Linked DNA regions of Homo sapiens: region 1 is linked to region 2. A link is a contact called in ENCODE Hi-C or POLR2A ChIA-PET data. All regions are on one chromosome and are shown on one strand. Each heading gives the region's core, a stretch centred on a gene start or an enhancer-like site at or near the end of the contact. The rest is flanking DNA. Distances are from core to core; before and after follow the strand shown. Region 1 has its middle 6.2 kb from the start of WFIKKN2. Region 2 holds the start of LRRC59 (leucine rich repeat containing 59).

Region 1 (4,088 bases), core at 1,544-4,043, 430 kb before region 2:
CCCCCCAGGAGCCCCTCCCGCTCTGATCTTGGTCATTTAAACATGTTTGGGGAGGAGGGGCAGGAATTGGGGTGCTGAGAAGGAAAGGAAGTCCTAGCCAGGGTGCTCAGATGGCAGCCCAGGTTGCCTTGGCTAAAGGCAGTGATTAGTCAGACTCAAGCCGGAGAATTCAATAAAGCCAGCGGCTCATTACCCAGCTGGGACCCCCTGCCCGCGCGGCCTCGGGCCTGGGTTGCATTACAGGACCGCGTGAACTCTCCCCTCTGAGTGAGGCTGCACCGGGCCTTGGAATAATTATGGGGCCTCAGCAGATGGTGGAGACGGATGGGGGAGGCCTTCAGCTGTGAGACACGTGATCCATCTGCATCTGTGTGGAACAGGACACGGGAGGGTCCTCACTGAGCAGAGAGGTAAAGCAAGGGCAGTCCTGAATCCACATCTGAGAATTATGGGGTTGTCAGGGGTGGGGCATGGCCCAGTGTCCCGGGCCAGCTAGGCCTCCTTGGAGACCCTTGCCTGGCCCGGGGGGGTCTACAGGTGCAGTGAGCCCCTGGAATCTGGAGTCCTGGAGTCTCTGTGTCAGGAACCCAGAAGAGGAGGCACCTCTGGGACAGCACAATTCTGGGCTCCTTTGGCATTCAAATGTCTTCCTAGAAGATTTGGAGCCTGTCTCGGGCTCCTCACCCACTCGGGAAGCTACATGGTCTTGGTTTGAGCACTGTGCAAGGAGTCAGGAGCCCTGGGCTCTCTTCCTGCTTTGCCATCATCTCACTGTGGGACCCCCTCTATTTCCCCATCTGAGGCCCCTTCCAGCTGCCTCTTCTGTGATCCCATGTCCTGACTCCTCCAGCTTTGCCTTGATGGAATCAGCTTCAAAAAGCCCTGTGGAGCTCTCAGCCAAGACAAACACCAGAGTGCAGAAGCCACAAGGCTGTGGGGCTGCGGGGCTGGGGCCAGCTCCACCACCCTGCTCTGCTGGGACACAGCGAGGGCGGGTTTCCACTCTTCCCAGGCCTGTAGGAATACCACAAACAGAGGCATGGCCTCTATCCCCCTCGGGTCTCCCCCACCCTAAAAGTTTCCACAGCTACTCTACTCTTCACACTCTGGAGCTCCTGCCTTCCTTCTTTCTCCCTTTGAATGACAGGGAAATGAGAAGGTGTGAGACTCTTGGGCCTCTCTGCTTCCCTGCCTGCTGCTGAGCAAAGAAGGACAACATCTCTAAAGCTAATTGCACCCCTCACACTCATTCCAACAATACAAAATATCCAATGAAGGCTGGGTGCAGTGGCTCACACCTATAATCCCAGCACTTTGGGAGGCCAAGGCGGGCAGGTCACCAGAGGTCAGGAGTTCGAGACCAGCCTGGCCAACATGGTAAAACCCCGTCCCTACTAAAATTACAAAAATTAGCTGGGCGTGGTGGCGCGTGCCTGTAATCCCAGCTACTTGGGAGGCTGAGGCATGAGAATCACTTGAACCCGGGAGGAGAAGGTCATGGTGAGCCGAGGTCACGCCATCATGCTCCAGCCTAGGTGACAGAGCGAGACCCTGACTCAAAAATAAAAATGAAAAATAAAAACAAAATGTCCAATGGCTGTGTGGGGGTGAGCTGGAGTAGGGATGAGAAACAGGTTTCTTTCTGACTGATCATGATTCCAAGACTTGTGGCTTAAAGACAGCTTCCCCACGCCTTCAAGAGCAGGCCAAAGCATTGTTCTGGACTGCCGTGACCTTCTGCCTCCATTTACTTCCCTGGTCTTACCATCTGTCCCTTTCACTCTCAAACTCTGGAGGCTGCCATATCGCGCTTTCAGACCTTTAAGAGCTCCTCACAGTACTCCCCCTTCCACCTCACACAGACATTGTCCTCTGTCCTAAACACTCTCTCACCCCTGGCCTGCTCTGTCTTCTCCCAGCCCACTGCTTCCTGACCGATTTCAGAAACAACTTCTTTCAGGAGGCCTTCCTGACTTTAAATGACAAAGCAAAACAAAACAAAAGCCGCAACTGGGTTGTAAAATACGGGTAAAGTTTAAATGTTCAATGTAGTGGGTTGAGTGGTGCTCCCCCCAGCCCCCCACCCCTGCCAAATATATCCATGTTCTAACCCACAGAGACAGTGACCGTGACCTTGGGAAAAGGGTCTTTGCAGATGAGATTTGGGAAAAGGGTCTTTGCAGATGAAATTAAGGATCTTGAGATGAGATCATGCTGGATTACCGAGGAGGGCCCTAAATCCAATGACGGGTATCCTTATAAAAGGCAGAGACAGAATCGAGACACAGAAGACGGGAAAGTCTTGTGCAGATAGAAGCAGAGATTAGAGCGATGCACCCACAAGCCCAGGAACACCTGAGCCCCCAGAAACTGGAAGAGGAAAAGGACTCTCCCCTAAAGCCTCTGGAGGGAGCGTGGCCCTGCCAACACTGTGGTTTCATACCTCCAGCCTCCAGAACTGTCAGATAATAAATGTGTGCTGTTTTAAGCCACCAAGTTCCTGGTCATTTGTTTAGCAGCCCCAGGAAATGAACACACCTGCCTAAAATTCTCCAATGGCCTCTCCTGGTCATAATTAAATGCCACAACTACCCTGAGCTGCCCCTTTTAGGTTCCTGCTAAAAATACTCAATGAATTGCCTCTCCAGAGTGTGTTCTCTTTTCTGAGAACTGTGCTTTTTTAAGCACTGAGTTGACAGACTCAGTGCTTTAAAAATCTAAAAAAAAAAAGCTATGGTTGTTGTTGTTTTACTCTTTAACAGAAACCGAGAGTCAAGATGATCTCAAAGTAAAGACACTCCGTAGAATGTGGGTGGTCAGAACAGTTGAGAACTGAGCTCAGCTGCTGAGAGCTTTGATTCACCCCACAGGGCCAGAGGTGCTGGTGGCATGGGACAAACTTTTGGGAGGCAGGTACTGAGCCCCCCGCTGAGCTGAACGGAGCCCACCTCTAATCTGTAATCCTTAGGGAAGAAAACCCCTCTGTGACAGGGGCTTTCAAATGTTTTGACTGCAACACATAGTGAGGAATACTTTTTTTCTTTTTTGAGATGGGGTCTCGCTCTGTCACCCAGGCTGGCGCGATCTCTATTCACTGCAACCTCCACCTCCTGGACTCAAGCGATTCTCCCACCTCCGCCTCCCGAGTAGCTGGGACCACAGGTGCACACCACCATGAGCAGCTAATCTTTTGTATTTTTGGTAGAGATCAGGTTTTGCCATGTTGCCCAGGCTGGTCTCAAATGCCTGGGCTCAAGAGATCGCCTGCCTCAGCCTCCCAAAGTGCTGAGATTACAGGTGTGAGCCACTGCACCTGGCCAGAAATACATTTTTTATTATGATTCAGTACACATATTCATGTAAATAACTGAAACAAAAGTTACACAAAACCGTAGTTGCCCTTTCTATATGTGAGGCACTCCATCCACCTGGTGTGACTTTCCTAGGGCCATCCGTGCAGAGCCGGCAAGACCTGCGGCTCCCACCCCCACCCTGTCTCCTAAACCTGCGGCCTCCTCTCTCACCTCTACTTTCCAAAGGCCAGGGTCCCATGGAGGCAGGGGCCTTGGCCAAGGAGGCTGTGCTTGGGCCAGGCCATTCCAAGGAGAAGTATGGGAAACTCCTTCTTTCCTTTGCATGCAGATTCCAAAAGTCGAAGATCACTTGGGAAAGTCAGGAACAACCCAAGGCCAAGGGTTTGGGGGCTCCTATTGTCATCATCTAAAAAGCCAAGGTGTCAGGATACACAGTTAATATACAAATGTCAGTTGCTTTCCTTTATATCAGCAATGAACAATTGGAATTTGAAATTAAACAGAAACCATTTACATTAACGTAAAAAAATACTTAACGTGTACATCTTTTAAAAATATGTATAAAAGCTATGCGAGAAAAACTATACAACTGGTAAAAGAAACCAAAGAAAATCTAAACATGGAAAGACATGTTCCAGCTGGGTGCAGTGGCTCATGCCTATAATCCCAGCACTTTGGGAGGATGAGGTGGGTGGATCACCTGAGGTTAGGAGTTGGAGACCAACCTGGCCAACATGGCAAACCCTGTCTCTACTAAAAATACAAAAATTAACC
Region 2 (4,411 bases), core at 1,423-3,922:
ACCAATGGAAATTGCTTAAAACCCTTCACCAAACCTTTCACTTAGGCATTGATAGCACCCATCAGATGGCCAAATTATTATTTACTAGACAGGCCTTTTCAAAACTATCAAGTAGATAGTCAGGGCCTGTGAAGTGTGCCAAAGAAATAATCCCCTACACTACAGGCCATACATTTCAATCCCTGTATCTTTAACCTCCTTGTTAAGTTTGTCTGTTCCAGAATCGAAGCTGTAAAACTACAAATGGTTCTTTAAATGGAGCCCCAGATGCGGTCCATGACTAAGATCTACCGTGGACCCCTGGACCAGTCTGCTAGCCCATGCTGTGATGTTGGTGACATCAAAAGCAACCCTCCCGAGGAAATCTCAACTGCACAACCCCTACTATGCCCCAATTTAGCAGGAAGCAGTTAGAGCGGTCATCGGCCAACCTCCCCAACAGCACTTGGGTTTTCCTGTTGAGGGGGGCACTGAGAGACAGGACTAGCTGGATTTCCTAAGCCAACTAAGAATCCCTAAGCCTAGCTGGGAAGGTGACCGCATCCACCTTTAAACATGGGGCTTGCAACTTAGCTCGCACCTGATCAATCAGGTAGTAAAGAGAGCTCACTGAAATGCTAATTAAGCAAAAACAGGAGGTAAAGAAATAGCCAATCATCTATCGCCTGAGAGCACAGGAGGAGGGACAATGATCGGGATATAAACCCAGGCATTCGAGCCGGCAACAGCAACCCCCTTTGGGTCCCCTGCCATTTTATGGGAGCTCTGTTTTCACTCTATTAAATCTTGCAACTGCACACTTTTCTGGTCCGTGTTTGTTACGGCTTGAGCTGAGCTTTTCCTTACCGTCCACTACTGCTGTTTGCTGCTGTCGCAGACCCGCTGCTGACTTCCACCCCTCTGGATCTGGCAGGGTGTCTGCTGGGCTCCCGATCCAGTGAGGCGCCCATTGCTGCTCTGGATCAGGCTAAAGGCTTGCCATTGTTCCTGCGTGGCTAAGTGCCTGGATTTGTCCTAATTGAGCTGAATAGAGCTATAACACTCATTGCATGGCCCAAGATTCCATTCCTTGGAATGCGTGAGGCCAAGAAACCCAGGTCAGAGAACAAGAGGCTTGCCGCCATCTTGGAAGTGGCCCGCCACCATCTTGGGAGTTCTAAGAACAAGGACCCCTGCCACCCACCCCCCGTAACAATTGCACTTACTTTATTTGGTGTTCATAGTTTCCCTCTGAGACAAGATTTTTTATTTTTTATTTTTTTAGAGATGGGGTCTTGCTATGTTGCCCAGACTGGTTTTGAACTCCTAGCCTCAAATAATCCTCTCATCTTGGCCTCCCAAGTATTGGGATTACAGGTGTGAGCTATCCTGCTCGGCCCCTCTGAGATAAGCTTTAATATCCCTATTTCAAAATGAGTAAACTGAGGTTTGGAGTGGGTAAAGTGCTTCCTTCCTTCATTCATTCATTCATTCATCCATCCATCTATTCATTTATTCAACAGACATCTGAATGAGTAGCTACCCTGCATCAGGGTATGCCAACTCTGGGCATACGAAGATGATTAAGACAAAAATCCCTGTCCTCACAGTCCAGAATGAAGGACAGACACATAAAGATGAGTATAATACAAGGTGGATCATGAATTGTAGCTAATATTTATTGGGTACTTACTAAGTGCCAGTGACTGCTGTAAGCTCTTGGTGTGTTTTACTCCTTCAGTTCTCCCCAACCTCTGTTAGCTACATGTCTCATAGATTGATTCATAGATAAGACTGAAGCCTGGTGATTGTCTACGGTTTTATAAGTAGCAAGTGGCAGAGCCAGGATGAATACCCAGTGGATAGGTATTAGTGCCAGAGGTCCCACTTGGCCATCAAGCTCTACTGTCTCTGATGATAAAGTAGCAAACAGGGACCTAAGTTGGTTGGGGGGGGCGCTAACTCAGTCTGGCATTCACGGTGTTCAGGGGAGATTTCCTGAAGGACTAAGGAATTAGCTAGACAGAGGTGAGTGGGGGGGAGGGAGGGCCATCGCTGGGGAGGGCCAGACGTGGGAGCCACCTCCTGGAAATCTACACAGCATCTAGGCCAGGCAGGGACTGGAGCGTGTGAGGAAGCTGCGAAAGCAGGCAGGACCCAGCTTCCAAAGGAAAGTGGTCCGTATCCTAGAGGTAGCTGCAAGTTTGAAGGGTTTTACGTAGGGGAGAGACTTGGCCAGATTTTTAGAAAGATCACCGGGGAGCTGGGTGAAAGTGGATGGAAGGACAGAGACAAGCACTGAGGCAGTGAGTGGGGAGGAGAGAGGAGAAATTCAGGAAGAAGAGTTTTCCCCATGATGGTTATTCGGGGGTTAAGTAGAGGACAGGGAGCAGTTTTAGAGGACACCCAGCTTCTGCTCCTAATCAGGGGGATTGGGGTGATCTGATGAGGTCAGTATTGGATGTCAACCCAGTCTTCTGGCGCCCAGTCCGTGCCCTTTCGCCTCGTGGCACTGCCAGCAATAATGCCCGCGGGCCACGGGTGAACGTGAACCGAGCTCGCAGCCTCCAACCCCACCCCTCCGGCGGCGGCGACGTGCAGTGCATCACCCTGGGCACCAGGGGGCGTGCCCGCACACGCTCGGGCCGCTCTGGCCCAGCCCATCTCAGTGGTCGCGGAAGGTGACGTGGACACGGAAGTGGTCGTCGTCGCGGCACCGGTGGGAGCTAGGCGCGAGGCTCGGAGTGCGGCCAGCGGGCGGAGGCGGTCTCGCATCGGCGGCGACGGAGGGCTCAGGCGTCGTCGTTTGGGTGGGGGGCCGCTGAACTGACAAGCGACATTTCAGCTCCTTTCACCCGCCGGAACCCCGGAGCCGGGGCCCGCTCAGCCGGCGTTACCATGACCAAGGCCGGTAGCAAGGGCGGGAACCTCCGCGACAAGCTGGACGGCAACGAACTGGACCTGAGCCTCAGCGACCTGAATGAGGTCCCGGTGAAGGAGCTGGTCAGTATCGTCCCGCGAGGCCCAGGCGCCCACCTTCGCCGGGCGCTGGCCCCTACGTGGGCCACTTACTTTCCTCTTCTCTAAAAGCATCAGTTTCCTTTTCTTTAAAAAGAAGCGGGGTGGTGGGACTAAGTCCCCTAGGAGGCCGCGTCCAGCCCAAGGTTCTTCCCGGGATGTACACGTGTCACTTTGGCGCAGTTCCAGAACATAGGGAAGATCTGCTTCTCTGGCCCTAGGCTTTTTACAGGCTAAGAAGCGAATCTGTCACCTTTGCGGGGCTTTCACAGCGCCCACCTCCGTGCCCGACTCTGAGTAGGAGCACACGGAGCAGTTACTGGATGTATTCGAGAATGAATGAGTGACTTGTTCCAGGGGAGTAGGCCTCCTGGTAGACCTGGGTGTGGCCCAGAACCTGGCTCTTCTAGGAAGCTGGCAATTCCAGCTGGCTGCCCGAGCCCTGAGGCAGCCTAACTCGAAGAAAGTAAAGTCTCCCCCCAGCTTGGCTGGTAAACTGTCATCTGAATTCCGCTGAAACTGGCGGGAGTCCCTTTCGCCCCTCTCTCCCCCAACCTTTCCCCTGTAAACTGAAGCTTACAGCTCCAGAGAGATAGCAGGCATCTAGTTTTGTCAGCGTGGAGCTAGTTCCCACATCCCTCCTTTTCCCACTCCGTTCCCCCTCCCACCCGCGCCAACGCCCTACTAGACTCACTTTGGGTGACCCACACTTTGCTTTCTGCCGTTGATAAATTACATTTGCCTTGGGCGCTGGGCCCAGTCTTTCTTCCACCGTGGACGGGTATTACAGTGGTTAGAACCGGGTTCCTAGCTCCTCCCAGCTCCATTGCTTAATAGCCGAGTGCCCTTGGCAAGCTAGTTAGCCTTTATGCCTAGATCTCCTCATCTATACAATGGTGATAATAGTTTCCATCTCATACGCTTATTGGGAGGTTAAATACCATTGTAATGGAAAATGCTTGGAAGGAGCAAATACTGATACTTGTAGCTGTTGTTGTGTTTTTCCCGCTGTAGTATTTAAAACTTTTTTAGGTGGTCAAACTTCACTTTTACGACTTTGTGACAGAAAGTGCAGGTTGCCAGAGGATCCTTAACTGAATATATGCCTCCTTTTCTACCCCAGGAAGATAGATGGCCAGCCTTATTTCACCCTGCCCTAGGACTGCTCTCTGAAACCATATACTCCAGGCATCTGAACAGTCCAGCATTAACCTTAGGGAGAAAGTTTTGCTGAGCTTGTCCAGCCTGGACACCATGGGAAAATAGAGATGGGCTGTGAGGGCCTTTTTTTTTTTTGGATGATGGAGTTTTGCTGTTGTTGCCCAGGAGTGATCTCGGCTCACTGAAACCTCTGCCTCCCGGGTTCAAGCGATTCTCCTGCCTCAGCCTCCCGAGTAGCTGGGATTACAAGCGT

What was found. A loop is a pair of places that touch in the nucleus more often than their neighbours do. ChIA-PET counts read pairs that join two places held with the same protein, here RNA polymerase II (POLR2A). Pooled maps may share reads with other maps.
Region 1: a pooled map shows a loop between it and region 2 (2.2-fold over the local background). The contact joins the enhancer-like site here to the promoter of LRRC59 in region 2. A Hi-C loop is called at or near these places in 1 of 50 pooled maps. POLR2A ChIA-PET finds 5 or more read pairs at or near these places in 3 of 52 experiments (GM10248, PC-9 and Panc1).

The regions. Positions count from the first base shown.
Region 1 is chr17:50,827,341-50,831,428 of GRCh38, reverse strand. No RefSeq gene overlaps it. Among named protein-coding and RNA genes, the nearest start is that of WFIKKN2, 6.2 kb to the left of the region's middle. RefSeq lists enhancers at 1-202, 203-1,074, 2,705-2,934 and a silencer at 2,475-2,584. Within about 2 kb of position 2,793, at least 2 of the 41 ENCODE cell types and tissues checked have a DNase peak (open chromatin) inside an H3K27ac peak, as active enhancers do.
Region 2 is chr17:50,395,784-50,400,194 of GRCh38, reverse strand. LRRC59 (leucine rich repeat containing 59) reads left to right here and starts at 2,672. Exons shown (of 7, transcript NM_018509.4): 1 at 2,672-2,982. The coding sequence starts at 2,878. It overlaps LRRC59-AS1 (LRRC59 antisense RNA 1), which reads right to left. Exons shown (of 2, transcript NR_199069.1): 2 at 1,638-2,979. RefSeq lists a silencer at 2,626-2,695.